Regions from separate parts of the Mus musculus genome. Here regions 1 and 3 are each linked to region 2. The links are chromatin loops, found by intact Hi-C in ENCODE. Cell type or tissue: left cerebral cortex. All regions are shown on one strand.

Region 1 (2,500 bases), 100 kb after region 2:
TGTGCTGAGAGTGTGTGTGTGCGTGTGTGTGTGTGTGTGTGTGTGTGTGTGTGTGTATGTGTGCATGTGCACCTCTCACTCATGCTCATGCAGCAACCTTAACTAAACCCATTGGGTTACACGCACACATGCACACACATGCACGCACACATGCACACTCACATGCACACACTCCCACGCAGAAGGCTAATATTTAATAAAGAATCAGTGAGAGGACTGGGTCAGTCAAAGTTTCATAGGGAAAGGCCAGTCATCCCCACCCCTCCCTGAGGACTGGTGACAGTGAGAAGTGGCTGGGGAGGGGATGGGGCTTCCTTCTTTATTACCATCATCTTACTCTTTATGTATTGTGTGCACACACATCATAACAGATGCATGGAGTTCACAGGACAAACTGCAACAGTCAGCTCTCTGCATCCACCTTGTCTATGGGAATCAAACTCAATCTGCAGCCTGTCAGCAATAGCCTTTACCAGCTTATTAGCCATCTCATCAGTCCCAAAGGGTAGCGCTTTCTTCAGTGGCATAGACGCTGAAGGTGCCCACGCTTCAGTAACTAACCTCTCACCATGCTCAAGCAGCAACCTCACACGCGCACACACACATGCACGAACATACATATGCACGTGCACCCACACATACGTGTGCACACACATGCTCTTGTACACATACACACACACTCACACACATACACAAAGGAGGACTCGGTGGTGGGAAGAACAGTTTCTTCAGAAGGAGTGGGGATGAGAGAAAATGATGAGGGATTTTCACATGGCTGAAATTCATTCCATGGATATGAAACTGGAAAAGAAACACTTTTTTAAGCAGTTCAAGAGCTTGGCTGATCTGAGGAGCTGTGATGGTTCTCTGAGTGACTGGGAGGTGAGGAACAGGGGCTGGGGAGTCTGGGGGGGACAGCAAGGACCTGTCTCACAGTGCAAACTCACTTTTCTTCCTTAAGGAAGGAGGAAACATCAAGTTTCTATCATTAAGATGCATGAACAAATTTCTCAACTCTACTACGTCTTGATTCATTTTTTTTTTTTCTCTTCCTGATCCCATTTCCAAGTCCCAAGCAGATACTAAAAATAGCTGACTTGATGAGCCTGCTCCATTTCTGCTGCCGAGTCTGCCTCTTCAACTGTGATTCGAGTACGGGTTGTGATTGAGTTTAGTCAGTTAATTTCAATCAAACCAGAGAGGCACACGCGCGCACACACACACACACACACACACACACACACACACTCCATTCTTAGTCTTCAGAAGTGTTATCATAACTGATTTTTTTAAATCTACTGTCAAGTCAATGTGTTTAGTTATCTGCCACTAGATAATGAAACATCCCAGACTTGATGACCTAAGAGAGCCATTTGCATTTCCTCCGTGACAGTCTCACTTATCTGGACAAGGCTTCTGCCAGGCTTGGTGGCTGCTGGGCTGGACTGTTTTCCTTCAACTAACCACTAGCTGATGCCCTGTGGGGGCTTGGGACAGGGCTCAGGTTCAGAATCTGGGAGGGAAGGGCCTTTTACAGACCTCTTCATAAGAGTCCTCCAGCCACATAGTTACCTTTATAGCTTATTACTGACATAGTCATTCCTGACCTGAGGAGGGGCGGAGGGAGACTTACCTGGGCCTCACACATGCTTGATGGACAACTACCAATAAACTACACCCCCAACCTTTCTTTTCATTTTTTGTTTCCAGACAGGGTATCACTAAGTTCCTAGGTAGGCACTACCTTCCTGCCTCTGCCTGTGAGAAACTGGCCTGGCAGTAGTTGTCTTTTTGAGTAGCAGCTAAGGGTTCTCAAAGGAATAGCACAGAAACTCCCAGTGTTTCCTAAGGCCCTGAGCTGGCATGCGGCTCCTTCTGCTGCACTCCCCCAGGGAAGCGGATCATCTGGGAACCCAGCTTTCTGACTCTCCAGGAGAAGAACACACAGAGGCAGGCATGCTTGTGGGGTCATCAATAAACCAAGCTGTAGTGGTAGCTGGCTCTCGGGCCTCTAATGGCTCCCGGCTCTCCACATATAAAATGTCCTTAGCCTCTAGAGACCTGGAAGAGTGGGGTCCTTTTCTGCAAAGGTCTCTGGTTCAAGGTTTAGACCTTGGCATCTAATCAGGTCCTGATGTAGACGGGATATCTAGGGATTTGTAGCAAGAAACTGTTTCTCCCTGTGCAGCAGCAGCAGGGCAGCAGAAGATGAGCCTAGACACTCCCGCCCAGAAGGAGCGCTGGGGCTGAGGCACTAGTTTAGTATGGAAAGTCCTTGCCTCATAGCAAGCAGAAGAACCCTGAGTTCAATTCTGGAAATCCACATAAAACTGACAGGTGTGATGGCACATGCTTAAATTCCCAGAGCTGGGAAGATGGAGAAGGTTTACTGGTCGTCTGTCATAACACCTACTTGGCAGGTTCCAGGCCAATGAGAGATCCTGTCTCAAAAAGAATGGGAAGAGATTGTGAAGAATTACATCCTAGATTGCCCTTGTGT
Region 2 (2,500 bases):
AAGTGCTTACATCTCCATAGAAAATCATTCTAGAATGTTCCTGGTCCATCACAAAACAGAAACACAAACTTGTAGCACTGATATTCAAACCCAGACCCAGAGCCTGGTACATGCGGGGCAAGCACTTCACCATTGATTTACAGACCCTCGGTCTCAAAAGATTGATTTTAGACTTAAGCACTGTTCAGTCAGTGCTGTCTCTGAATGCTCCGGCTCTGGCAATTATACCATCATGTTTTCCTGAAGTGCTGAGAAATAGAAGCTACCTGGGTAGTGTTTCCTAATGCGAACAGCTGTGTAGGTGGTACCATTCTCACGATGTGGTAATGTGCATTGTGGTACCATTCTCACGGTGTGGTAATGTGCATACCCCATCCTTAATGAGTAGGTCAGAGTGCTTAATATCACCAGGCACGTGTACTAAATTCACTATAGGTATATGTGTATGTACTAGAAAACTATGTACAGCATACTGTAGATACAAATATATATACAATGAAGGAAGAATGTCTAGAGAAATGTACCCACATGAACAATGATTATCCAAGCAGTATAATTTTTCCTTTGCCTTCTTATTTTTCTATTTTTCCTAAAACCTCCTTAATAAACATGTTGTATTTTAATGTAAAAAGTTAATAAACATAAACTTACCTCTGTTCACTTAAAAATATTTATTGTCTCCCTATAAGCTGGACAATTGGAGATGCAGCAGGGCTAATACGTGTGGCCAGACTACCACAGGATTTGAATCCTAGAAGTTGCCCCCAAATTACTGTTCTATCTTCAAATAATGGTTCTTCCAAGAAAGGCACTGAACAGCGAACGCGCTTCACAAGTGCATACATTTCTGGTGTTGTTGGAAAGAGGCGTGCTATTTTTAAATAAATGTAAATGTATGGGCAGGTGTTTTCTAGTGAATTCTGAAAGGTAAACTCTTGACAGAACAATACAAATTGTTGAAACACCTAATAGAAGCAAGCAAGAAAATTATCTGGACATCCTTCTAAGTCAAATAGAGTCCAGCAACTTCCCCTCGGTATCCAAAGATGTCCAGATGCCAAAAAGCCTGGCGGCAGAAGCCTGAGGAAGAGTTTAGAAATGTGTGAGATGGAGTTGGTAAGCAAGGATAATTTTGGCATCAGCCATGTCTGGTGTTCTATACATAGGATATCACATATGGCCTGTCCTACAAAGAAAAATTAAACAAAATAATGTTCTGCCTAATTATGCAGCCCCAGTACTAAAGAGAGTCACAGGTTTTTTTAAAAAAAGAATACCCATTTCCCAAGTTGTCATGAGCCCCCACCTTTCTCTCTTTCTTCTAGCTTAAATCCATTTCAGAATGCATTTTATCTCATTAAATAACATGTAAATTCCCTCACCCCCAAACAGTGCTGGAAAACTTAGTCCCAGGGAAAAACACAAACTCGCTACAGGACTGGATACCTAATGTGACATCACACCCTGAAATCATTTGATAGTCTGCTCTTCTCTTCTGCTGTAAACACCCTGGCCAAAGAGAAACCATTTTGTTTACCTTTTAAAATTGGTATACACAGTGAGTGTATGTGTGTGTACATGTTTGTGTATGTGGTCATATATGTGCAGGTGCATGTAATTGTGTGTGTGGCCATGTACATGCAGGTGCATGTGTGGAGAGCCATGCCGCGAGCAATCTTGTGGGTGCTGCCAGTAATCGCTGTGGAGAGCCGTGCCGCGAGCAATCGCCATTATAAGATGGTGCTGGCCTCCGCTGTGCCTAACTAGTAAACAAGCCTTGTACGCAGGTTCGAGAGTGAACTCACTCCTAGTCACTCCCATTCTCGGAGTGTAATAGTGGGGTGATGGGCAAGCAACGAATCAGGAGCTGTCACGCCATATCAGGTGCTGAAACGTCACGCTGTGGGCTATAAAAGCGGTGCCATTTTCCCGGTTCGGGGTCTTCCTGAAGAAGTAAGCAATAAAGCTTTTGCCACGGAAGATTCCAGTTTGTTGCGTCTTTCTTGCCGGTCGAGTGGGACGCAATATGCATGTAATTGAATGTGTGCACATGAGTATGTATGCATGCACACATATATAAGAGGTCTTACTTTATCAATTCCCATCTTTGTCTTTTGGGACACAGGTCTCTTTCTGAACCCAAAAGTTCACCAATTCAGTTAGGATGGCTAGTCAGTGAATAAGCTCTGGAAATCTACCTGTCTCTGTTTCCCCCCAAAACTAAAGATATACACCATTGTACCTTGCATTTACATTGGTGATGGGGATCCAATTCCCCAGCCCAGAGAAAAGATATTTTAGAGAGAGACACCTGTGCTCTCAGACTATTCAAACAATGATCCCCAACGAGCTGGAACTTCTCCAGGAATCTCCACCTGGGGCAAGGAGAAAACTGAAGCCTGGTGCCAAGTCAGAGTAAGATCTTGCTTATCAGCAAGAAACATCACAGCTTGTCAGACCACCTTGCAGGACAGATGCTGGGCAGTGGTAGAAGGCTAGG
Region 3 (2,500 bases), 100 kb after region 2:
ATATACCTGGTGGGACTCATGGCTCCAGCTGCATATGTAACAGAGGATGGCCTAGTTGGCCATCAATGGAAAGAGAGACCCTTGGTCCTGTGAAGGCTCTATGCCCCAGTGTAGGGGAGTGCCAGGGCCAGGAAGCAGGAGTGGGTGGGTTGGTGAATAGAGGGAGCAGGGAGGGGATAGGGGATTTTCAGAATGGAAACTAGGAAAGGGGATAACATTTGAAATGTAAATAAAGTAAATATCTAATTTTTAAAAAGGTCAGATAAATTTGTACTCACAACAAAATAATTAGTAAAATAAAGAAAATGTCTAATGTAAATAGATAGATAGATAGATAGATAGATAGATAGATAGATAGAAATTAAAAAAAAAAAAAAGAGTTGTCTTACTTAGGGTTTCTATTGCTGGGATGAAACACCATGCCCAAAATCAACTTGAGAAGGAAAGAATGTTTTTGGCTTATACTTCCACACCTTAGTCCATCACGGGAGGAAGTCAACCCAGGAACTCCAGCAGAACAAGAACCTGGAAGCAGAAACTTCCCTAGATGCTATGGGGGAAGGGGGTGCTGCTTACTAGCTTGCTCAGCCTGATTTCTTATAGAACCCAGGACCACCATCCCAGGGATGGCACCACCCACATGAGCCCTGCCCTGCCCCGTCAAACACTAAATAAAAAATGCCCCACAGGCTTGCCTACAGCTGGATTTTATGGAGGCATTTTCTCAATTGAGGTTCCCTCTCCAGTGACTCTAGTCTGTGTCAAGTTGGCTACCTGCAGGAGTCAGTCGTCTCCTGTGTGGGTCAGCTCTCCACACTTAAGTCTCTCATCTCTAAGCCTTCTTCGCTTGCCGCTCGCTCTGGTCTCTCCCTCTGACCACTGAACTCGGGTTTACAGAGATTCAAGCACCTTTGGGGTGTGGATAATATTAAAACGTGCCACAGGCTTTTCTCCTTTATTAGAGATGCTGGCTCTGGGGCTGGGATTTGGCCTTCTCACACTAGACCGGAGCATGTTTGTTTAAAAGTTTCCTACAAAGCCTCCATCCCAGGTCAGGCTGTCCACTCTGAGACAGGGGAAAGGAAAACAAACCAGACAGCCCAGAAAATGACATTATATACTTATTTATTTATTTATTTTTATTATATATAAGTACACTGTAGCTGTCTTCAGACACTCCAGAAGAGGGAGTCAGATCTCATTATGGATGGTTGTGAGATCTCATTATGGATGGTTGTGAGCCACCATGTGGTTGCTGGGATTTGAACTTCGGATCTTCGGAAGAGCAGTCGGGTGCTCTTACCCACTGAGCCATCTCACCAGCCCAACATTATATACTTAAAAACGCTAAAAGGTAATCTTCTCCCACTAGGGATCGCTGCTGCTTATGTAACTCCTACTTGTTTTCTTGGTTTTGTTGACTGTCCTTAAAAAATGAGAAAGTAGCTGGGCGTGGTGGCGCACGCCTTTAATCCCAGCACTCGGGAGGCAGAGGCAGGTGGATTTCTGAGTTCAAGGCCAGCCTGGTCTACAGAGCGAGCTCCAGGACAGCCAGGGTTACACAGAGAAACCCTGTCTTGAAAACAAACGAACAAACAAAAATTACCAGTGTCTCTTAAATGGACAAAGGTTTGGGGGCTGAGGCACAATCACCTGCCACCCTGGTTTGGTTCCATTTGTAAAACATCAGGTCTCAGCCACTCCCACCACCTATGCCCCTCTCCTCAGCTACTAAGTCACCCCTGAGAAAGGCAAGCTCACAAGACAGGTCTCCCTTGCTAACAGGAAAGCCTCTGGCTGGAAAGGGCGAACTCACAAAACAGGTGGCCATGGAGAACACAAACTCAAGCTCCGCTCCTGACTACAAATGTGCTTCCCACTATTCCTTTACGCTTAAAATGGGCTTCTCACTGACCGCTCTCAATAACCACACACCGACACGTCACAGGAAATGACCAGATGCTTGCAGATAAAACTTCCAAGTTCAAAGTTCGCTCGCTGGAGTTCTGATAAGTTAATCGGGCCTTAGCGACCAGATTAAAGCTTTTTTAAAAGTAAAATTATCATAGTCACAGGCTCAAAAACTTTAACATCCCTTTGGCTGTTTTCTAAATGTAGACTTAAAAGTACTTCTCGGGGCTGGAGAGATGGCTCAGCGGTTAAGAGCACCGACTGCTCTTCCAAAGGTCCTGAGTTCAAATCCCAGCAACCACATGGTGGCTCACAACCACCCGTAATGATATCTGATGCCCCCTTCTGGTGTGTCTGAAGACAGCTACGGTGTACTTACATATAATAATAAATAAATCTTAAAAAAAAAAAGTACTTCTCACTGTGCTGAAAACATCTCTGTCCTATATACATACACACATATATACATATGTGTTTGTGTATGTATATGTATGTATATACATATGTACATATATGTAGATAAAAATGTACATACACATGCATACACACACACAGAGAGAGAGAGAGAGAGAGAGAGAGAGAGAGAGAG

Evidence for each region. Hi-C counts contacts between places; a loop is a spot of excess contacts. Peaks named below come from ENCODE experiments on the same cell type or tissue, not always from the same donor. Only the 100,000 strongest peaks of a DNase experiment are listed, where the experiment ranks them.
Region 1: a loop joins it to region 2, with 2.5 times the contacts of the local background. A loop is called at or near these places in 2 of 42 quality-filtered maps.
Region 3: it touches region 2 in a loop (2.6-fold over the local background); 2 of 42 quality-filtered maps call a loop at or near these places.

Annotation. Positions count from the first base shown.
Region 1 is chr15:58,769,128-58,771,627 of GRCm38, forward strand. No RefSeq gene overlaps it. Among named protein-coding and RNA genes, the nearest start is that of Gm41329, 10 kb to the left of the region's middle. In left cerebral cortex, no CTCF peak of the experiment used is centred here; a DNase peak (open chromatin) is centred at 1,131.
Region 2 is chr15:58,664,432-58,666,931 of GRCm38, forward strand. It overlaps Fer1l6 (fer-1-like 6 (C. elegans)), which reads left to right. Exons shown (of 41, transcript NM_001370912.1): 41 at 1-656. Among named protein-coding and RNA genes, the nearest start is that of Gm36451, 69 kb to the left of the region's middle. In left cerebral cortex, no CTCF peak of the experiment used is centred here; a DNase peak (open chromatin) is centred at 1,136; H3K27ac peaks cover 296 bases.
Region 3 is chr15:58,764,334-58,766,833 of GRCm38, forward strand. No RefSeq gene overlaps it. Among named protein-coding and RNA genes, the nearest start is that of Gm41329, 5.6 kb to the left of the region's middle. In left cerebral cortex, a CTCF peak has its summit at 1,210 (motif pointing right); no DNase peak of the experiment used is centred here.